Regions from separate parts of the Mus musculus genome. Here region 1 is linked to region 2. A link is a loop called in an ENCODE intact Hi-C map of the cell type or tissue named here. Cell type or tissue: gastrocnemius. All regions are shown on one strand. Each heading gives the region's core, and the rest is flanking DNA. Links, peaks and the distances in the headings are about the cores only.

Region 1 (4,399 bases), core at 87-4,086, 100 kb before region 2:
TTTATTTTACTTTTATGTGTATAAGAGTTTTGCCTGTGCATATGTCTATGCTCTACATGTGCCTGGTGCCTGTGTAGATCTGAAGAGGTGTGAGATCCACCACCATTTCATTCCCAAACTCTAACACCTTTCATCAGCCTTGAATGGGATTTCTCTCTCAGGATGCCTGAACTAAAACCAGGCGCATTCTTATTAGGACACTGCCCTTGGGCTAACACTAAAACACTGGCATACAGTTCCTTCCTTCAGTGTTTACATCATCTGACTTTGTCACTATATCTGCATAAGAGCAGTTTGCTAAACAAGTTGCCCAAACCAGTGAGCAGTGTACTGTACTTCACTTCCTATCACCAAGTCACTGTCCTCTCAGAATGCTGTTAAACAGGTGACTGGTAACATGGCATTGTTTTTAGCATCTCTCATTCCTTAATAGAAAACAGAGGTTTTATTTGCATAAAAATTTCCTCTCATCTATACTTCTTTGTAAATGAATTTGACTGTGTTCTTTGTTTTATAAGCATTATTACACAAATGTTGTCAATACCTCCAGCATACATTTGTTGATAAATTGTTATTTAGAATGACCCTAAAGAGTATGTTCTGTGAGTAACAAAAATATAGAAACTACACCCAATATGTATATGTGTATATATATGTATATATATATATATACAATATATATGTGTATGTGTGTGTATATGTGTGTATATATGTGTGTGTGTGTGTGTGTATATATATATATATATATATATATATATATATATATATATATATATATATGTATGTATGAAAGGTAAGGAAGAAGATAAAAGTGTGATTGATAATAACCAGGGTTTTTAATTAGACAAAATTGGAGCTAGTAATGTAAAATATGGAGTTCACAGGCATAGTTAAAACCAACAGATTTAATCCAAAAGCAACATTAAGATATGTGACTACACTTGGGAGGCAGAGGCAGGCGGACTTCTTAGTTCGAGGCCAGTCTGGTCTACAGAGTGAGCTCCAGGGCAGCCAGGGCTACACAGAAAAACCCTGTCTCAGAAAACAAAATAAATTAATAAATAAATAAAGATATGTGATATGTGACTAAAGCCACTTGTGATGGCACACACCTTTAGTCCCAGCACTCAGTAGGCAGAGGTCAGTGGATCTCTGGGTTCAAGGCCAGTCGGTAAACAAAGAAAATTCCAAGACAGCAAGGAAACAAGGAGAAACCCCAAACTATACAGTTGTTATATTAACTAACAAAGAAAACATGATCCCCTCCCTACCCCTGAAGGGAGAGGTTTTGTAACCTGAATTGTTTTCTGTATAAAACTATGTCAAATTCTATAACAGGGTTAATATGTAAATTTTATTGTTGATATATAAAGTATTGTTTTTAGAGTAAAAAAATAATAAAATGTAAACTATGAATTCATTTATAAGAAGAAAGTTGTTTAGAGGTTCTCTAAACTGGAGTGGAGGGTTAAGAGGCATTTAATAAAGAATGGAAAAAGACAAAGGATGGCTGTTCTTGGGGGTGGTAGAAATGGTCTCAAGTTCTGAGGTTCTGAGAGCTGCACAACTCTACACTTTAACTTGGTGTTTATTGTGCTACTTGCATATTATTATATATTTTAGTACATAATTTTTTAGAGAATTGTTGTCAATAAATGAAGACTACTTCGTTGTCATCTGTAATGTCAACTACTTGGCAGATACCATGCCAGACCAATGAATATTAGATATAGGCATACTGTTGAGATCACTCTATAAACATTTATGAAAACTTGTATGTTTTACTTTGAATGAACAGTCCGCAGGCATTAATGTGTTAGATGATATTTAGCAGAGTCTTACATGAATTCTTCATTTTGTTCTGTACAGTTATTTGGTTGAAAAAAATTTTTTTTGTTTTGTTTTTTTTGTTTTTCGAGACAGGGTTTCTCTGTTTAACAATGGCTGTCCTGGAACTCACTCTGTAGACCAGGCTGGCCTCGAACTCAGAAATCCACCTGCCTCTGCCTCCCAAGTGCTGGGATTAAAGGCATACGCCACTGCTGCCCGGCTATTTGGTGAAAATTTTAAAAACAAACAAACAAACAAAAAAAAAACCTCTTGTTGGACTCTGCCATAGTGCCTGGGTTTGGTGGTTGTCTATGGGATGGATCCCCAGATGGGACAGTTTTTTGATGGTCATTCCTTCAGTCTCTGCTCTGAACTTTGTCTCTGTAACAACCACCAAACCCAGACACTATGGCAGATTCCATCAAGAGCTTGCTGACAAGAGCCTGATATAGCTGTCTCCCGAGAGGCTCTGGCAGTGCTGACAAATACCGAAGTGGATGCTCACCATCATCCATTAGACAGAGCACAGGGTCCCCAATGAAGGAGCTAGAGAAAGTACCCAAGGAGCTAAAGGGGTTTGCAGCCCCTATGAGGAACAGCAATATAAACTAATCAGTAACCCCCCAGAGCTCCCTGGGACTAAATCACCAATCAAACAAAACACACAGAGAGACTCATAGCTCTAGCTGCATATGTAGCAGAGGATGGCCTAGTCGGTCATCAATGAGAGGAGAAGCTCTTGGTCCTGTGAAGGTTCTATGTCCCAGTATAAGGGAATGCCTGGGCCAGGGAGCAGGAGTGGGTGGGTTGGGGAGCAGCGGGAGGGAGGAGAGGATAGGGGGTTTTCGGAGGGGAAACTAGGAAAGGGGATAACACTTGAAATGTAAATAAAGAAAATATCTAATAAAAAAAAAAAACTCAACATTGTGAGAAGTTGAATTCTGTGAATTCTCCATTCATAGGTTAAATTGATAGGCTAACTAATATAGAACATGAAAATACAGTGCAGGTCTTGAGAACAGCATGATTTCTCGGCATTACTGGTACTTCTTAAAAAAACATTGTTTCCTTTCAGTCCTTGGAATTGTTTACCTAGAGAGCAAAGGCTACACAGAGAAACCCTGTCTTGAAAAACCATAACCAACCAAACAAACCAAGGGCAGTTATAGAGTGCACAGCACGGTGGGCTGTGGGTATGTGCCTGTTATCCTAACACTTGGACTAATGTACGGGGAGCAGGGATTGAGGCCAGCCTAGGATACAGACTTAAGACCCTGCCAGGGATGGGGACATAAAACACTGGCAGGAAGGGGGTTCCTTTAGTACAGACTCTGCCTGTACTGTGGTCATTCTCCGCATGTTATTACACGCCTCTTCCACCTCCACATGCAGTAGGAAACCTGTTGGATTATGTTTTGTATTACAAAATTCATAATATTGACTAGGATAAACACTTTCCAAAATGTAAGCTTTTGCACATAATATTCAAGTAATTTCAAATAATAATTTTAATAATTCAAATAATTTTTGCACACAGTATTCAAATAATTCCAGGTAATAATTTTAAGTAATTTGTAATTTGGAAACTTTTGTTAAAATGAGAAAGCTATAAATGGCTCTCTTTTCTGGCAAGCTAGTAACATAATGTAATTCTGCCTCAATGGGCAGAGCTAAAAACCATAGTCAAGTAATCAGTATACCACACTTACCATATGGAAATGTCAGGGTTGCTAAAGTCTTGCTCGTGTGGCGTTCTTTGCTTTGTATTGCCATTGCCTTCTGTTACTATGTGTGTTGCTAGGAAAGGATGGGTCCACCTTCTAGCATACAAATACCTGTTGTGTGTTTAGGCAGCATTCTACTTTGGTGTACATAAGTGCTTTTCATTTTATTTACCTAGTGTCCACTTGGCAAGAAGAGTTCTTCAGTTAGAAAAACAAAATTCATTAATTTTAAAAGATCTGGACCATCAAAAGAACCAAGTAAGACAGCTTTCACAAGAGGTGAGTAGCTGGGTCGGAAGACCCAGAAGCAAGGCGCTCGCTTGCCTCTGCATGCCCTGTTACCACCGACAGTTATTTGCTGAGCACTGTGAAAATAAGCTGGTTGCAAAATGATTTCAAACTTGTAAACTTCACTGAATGTTGAGACTCCTAAACAGCTTAGCGTGTATGGCAAAGCAGAACAGGAGACTGAAGAATGCCCAGCACGAGGAAGGGTAAAGTAGGCGAGCCCAGAGCCTCAGCCTCTGAGAATATCCACTAGCGAAACAACTTTGGCTGATTTGTTGACATGTTTCTCACTGACATATGATTTTTTTAAATACTTGAAATTTCTAAAGTTTCTGTTTAATTGAAAAGACTAATCCTTTTTAATTTTTTTTTTGAGAAAAGTTTTTCATATACTATATTTTGATCATGTTTTCCCCTACCCGGATTCCTCCCAGATCTCCCTACTCACCCAACCTTGTTTTCTGTCTGTCTCCAAAAAAGTTAAAAACAGAGACAAAAGCAAAGCAAAGCAAATCAAAAAAATCAAAACAAAACAAATCAAAATGAAACAAATAGTC
Region 2 (4,399 bases), core at 281-4,280:
TACGTTCTTCAGTGTTTGTCACGCAGCTTGGTGGGGTCTCAATTGGCTGCAGTGAAATGTTTGTAAGAGAAGCATATTGAAAAGCTATTGTGTAAGTTAGAAAGATTTCCATTAAAATAAACGGGTCTTATTGCAGTAAAATGGCATGCCCCACTGACGCTCTGGTTTAGAGAGGCTTAAAAGCCAATCAGAATAAAGAGAAATTCAAAGAGTTAAAGGAAGGAACCATCCTGTTAAGAGCTATCAACACTCCACACTTGGTTTGGTTATACTATCAGCATTAAGTACCCAGAGGTCTTCTAAAAAAATGACCCCTTTTTAAAAAGTTAAAATCTGACAACAATTCTATGACCCGTCTCAGAGTTATTTGAGCACGTGATTGGCTTTAATAACAGAGAAAAATGAGGCCAAGTTTTTAAAGATGAAGGTTGGCAACATGGGGTTGTCGACGTAAAACGTCAGTACACACACACTTATTAAATAACACCCTGGTATCATGAAAGTTGTCATCACCCATCCTCTGAAAGTGGCAACCACAACTGTAAAGATGGATCATTGCTGACAGGAAGGAAAAGGGAGAAAAGAAACTGAGTTCACAATATGATTTTATCTTTGCTACAATAAATAAATAAATAAATAAATAAATAAATAAATAAATAAATAAATAAACGACACGTGAGACTTTGGAAATTTCATTGGAAATGAGACTTATACCTGTGATACACTCTTTCAGGTGCACTTTTTTTTTTTCCTAAGAACTTTTTAAAAAGATGCTTCACTGTAAAGGAGCGAGTGTGCTCTAGGTAGGTATTATAGTATAGTGTGCTGCCAACAGACGTAAATAGATAGCAATATTACAGGCGTCTTTTTAAGTCGCAGTTTATTGTTTCAGCTTCTCAATAAGCCAGATAAAATCATAGACAAGAACATTGAGGATTAAGGAAAGGCGTTTCCTTTGGTGTGATTACTGGCAAAAATTAAGAACAAAACCAAACCAAACCACTCACCTTCCATTAAAACAACGCAGTAAAAAGGTAGTAATATAGTTGACTGTTGCTTTCCTACCAGTTTGGATACCCAGTTTTCAGGGCTGTTGAATGTCTGTGAATGTTTGTGCCTTCTTTGGTTCCCGTTTCGTAGGAAAAGGTGACACTGTATTAGGTAGATGGGACCCATACTTCTGAATATATTAAAACTCCATTCCCCGCCCCTCCGAACACTACAGTGCTAGCAAAAATAAGCCAAAGATGTAATGTCTATTTAAATACCCGGTTGAGCTGGCTGTTAGTTCTCAAATTAGATTCCATGCTCGGGCTAGAATCAACATGGTTTAAATATTAAAAACTTCATAATTCATATGGCCCACCCCACCTTTTCCCCACATTCGGCGAAGGAGAGTAGACATGTCTGTGAAAACTTGTAGCTCCTTAAATACTGTAGGGGAAAATGTGCCCAGGTTGGTATGCAAGGACTTGAAAAAAAATGCTTGACATTTACAGATTTTATTCAGGCCACAAGGAATCTGCGAAAAGATAGATAGATCTACGGCTGAAAACACAGAAAGGAGGGCTGTTTTACGTTTGTTTTCGCACCGCCCCTTGTTTTCCTCTAAAGTACATTTTGTATACTTAAAAAAAAAAATACACTCATTGGTTAAGACTGGAAACCTCAGCTCCCCCCACCTAGCTGCCTTCTGTCTTCGGTTTTCGAGTTTCAGGTCCTTGCACAACACCTAAGACGTGCAATACTTTTTTTTCGCCCTAATCCTGGCAGAGAACAGTTCGGAGAGATCTCCCTCCGCGTCTCCACCCTGATTTCCCCCTCTTCCTAGATTCCACCCGCTCCTCTCCTTCCCTCCGCCCGCCCCGTGCTCCGCCGGCCCAATCTGTCAGAGAAGTTGTGTACAAACTGCGCCGCAGCCCTGCGCGCGAAGCTCCTGGCCCGCGAGGGGTGCGGTCGGCCCGTCGGAGGCGGGACCTCGTGGGCCTTCTTTCCTACTGGCTACCCTCTGGCCCTGGGGCCTTGCCATTGGCCACAACGCTGCCAGTCCGGTGAGCTGGCCCTGCCTCCCCGGAGTTGGGTGAAATAGAGGCGGGCGTCAAGTGTCAGTAGTCGCGGGGCAGGTACGCGCTCTCTTAGGTTGCTGGTGGAGCTTGGGGGTGGCGGGAGCGGGTTCCGGCGAGAGGGTGAGCGAGCGCTGGGGCGGGGCGGGAGAAAGTGGCTGCCCGAGGACCTCGGCGGTGACGCGTGGCCGAGCCCAGGAGCCCCGATCTCCGTGCCCGCCTTCGTGAGCGTCTGGCTGCCGGCCCAGGGGTCCCCCGCCGCGGCCCCCCGCCGAGTCCGCCGTCCCGTGCCAGCCCGAGCGAGGTGGGATCGCGATCGCTCCGTGTCCCGCTCCCGTAATCCCCAGACCGTCCATGCCCACGCGGGTGCTGACCATGAGCGCCCGCCTGGGACCACTGCCCCAGCCGCCGGCCGCGCAGGACGAGCCCGTGTTCGCGCAGCTCAAGCCGGTGCTGGGCGCTGCGAACCCGGCCCGCGACGCGGCGCTCTTCTCCGGAGACGATCTGAAACACGCGCACCACCACCCGCCTGCGCCGCCGCCAGCCGCTGGCCCGCGACTGCCCTCGGAGGAGCTGGTCCAGGTAAGCAGAGCGGCCGGCCTCCCTTCCCCGGCTCGGGCGTGTCCCGCCGCTACGAGGCGCGGGCGACAGGGGCCGCTCCAGACTGGGACGCGCGGGAACGGGTGCCCGGGTGGACAGCCCCGCCCTGCGCTCCCAGACGGGGCGCCGGGGAGTGGATGGGGGAGCAGGGCGGGGGCCCACCCGGATCTGTCCAGAGGAGCTAAAGAGAGCCGCGCGCTCGCGTGCACCTTCTCTTTGCTTGCGTGGGGATGAAAGCTTGTGCCCACGCTCAACTTGGCTTAAAATGCTTCTTGACCGCTCTCTCCCGATGGCCCTGGCCTTGGAAGTCCACCTGCCTGCGTCCTCTGGGGTGAAATAGAAATGCAAATTGGAGTACTGGGGTTTCATATACCCCCGTGGAGGCTCACCCTAGAATGTATTGTAGGGCCCCGTTTGGAAAACTAGAATCTTAAGGTTGTATTGGAACACCGCTTTTCCCTTAAAAAGAAACACGGACAAAAAAGGCCAGGGGTGTTGTTTTTCTTAGTGTGCGCGTAAATTTCCTCTCGGAGTCGCGTTGAAAGCTGGCAGTTGGCTTTTACACTTGCCCAGCAGCCGAATTAGAGCAAGCGCCTGTTTCTTTCGCCCACGCACGGGAGTCATATAGCCTAGAAAAAACTTCCCGGGACTTTTAGCTAGTCCCAAGGAAAAAAAAAATTGGAAACAGACCCACATGCAAACAGCTGGAAGAGCTAAAATCAGAAACCACTAACCGCCACGGGAGCGCAGTGCACGAAAGGGTTTAAGATCGGTTTATTTCAAGACGCTTAGTTTAATAGCCTCTTGCTGTATTGTGTATTTGCACTGAGCGCCTATTTCTTGGGGTCTGCCAGTGTCGTGGTGCTTTGAGAAGACAGTGGCATTTTGTCAGATGTGACTCACATGGCTACAGCATGAATCTTTATTTTTAAGTCCTGCATATCCGGGAAATCCCGTCCGTCCTCGTCCACATCCAGATCTTGATGATCTGAGGTCCGAGGTGACATTTCTTTGGAAAATTAAAAGCAAAATATACGACTCCTATTCACTGACTGAGGTGAATGGTTCTATGAACCATTTCATTTACCTGGGGCTTGATCTTTTTCTGACTTCCTTTTTTTTCAATGTCAAAAAAAAAATCAAGAGAAAGCGTTCGTTATATTAGAGAAGAGAGCTGGGGGAAAGATAGGCGTCTGGTCAGTAGCTGGATTGATTATGTATGTTCTTAAACAATCAGGGCCTGGAAGATATTTGGTTATTTTATTCTGGTAGTTTTCGCTCAGGAGATAGCAAGATGACTGCGCTTTTTACAGAGGAAGGGGGAATGTAGCATTGGCCCACGGAGAGGACATGATAAATGTTTTGCTGATGACTGTGCCTGCGATGCAGCAGCCTCTCCCCACCCACGGGAGTCTTAGCACCCGTCTACCAAGGGAGTGATTTTTCTCCTTGATAATTAAAGATCTGTTTTAGATAGGGATATGAATAGGTCCATTTCATTATGATAGTGACCCATTACCGAATCTACTGGTTCAAGTGAACATTTGGACCAAACGTTGAGGGTGCAATTGTTTTGTATCAGTGGATACAATACAGGCTTCTGCTCCACAGGTTCAAGTTTCTATTCAAAAAGTATTGAAATGGCCAGAGAACATTTTATATTAGGCCTGATAAAATAACCTAGTCCACACACAAAAGCCCTTTGGAATAATTATTTTTAAGATTTGCACAGGTTT

What was found. Peaks named below come from ENCODE experiments on the same cell type or tissue, not always from the same donor. Only the 100,000 strongest peaks of a DNase experiment are listed, where the experiment ranks them.
Region 1: a loop joins it to region 2, with 1.9 times the contacts of the local background. A loop is called at or near these places in 1 of 42 quality-filtered maps.

Annotation. Positions count from the first base shown.
Region 1 is chr14:99,192,619-99,197,017 of GRCm38, forward strand. Pibf1 (progesterone immunomodulatory binding factor 1) reads left to right here. Exons shown (of 18, transcript NM_029320.3): 14 at 3,731-3,833. Among named protein-coding and RNA genes, the nearest start is that of Dis3, 95 kb to the left of the region's middle. In gastrocnemius, for the core only: no CTCF peak of the experiment used is centred there; no DNase peak of the experiment used is centred there.
Region 2 is chr14:99,296,578-99,300,976 of GRCm38, forward strand. Klf5 (Kruppel-like factor 5) reads left to right here and starts at 2,114. Exons shown (of 4, transcript NM_009769.4): 1 at 2,114-2,645. The coding sequence starts at 2,418. In gastrocnemius, for the core only: a CTCF peak has its summit at 2,688; DNase peaks (open chromatin) are centred at 2,026 and 2,604; H3K4me3 peaks cover 2,937 bases; H3K27ac peaks cover 2,342 bases.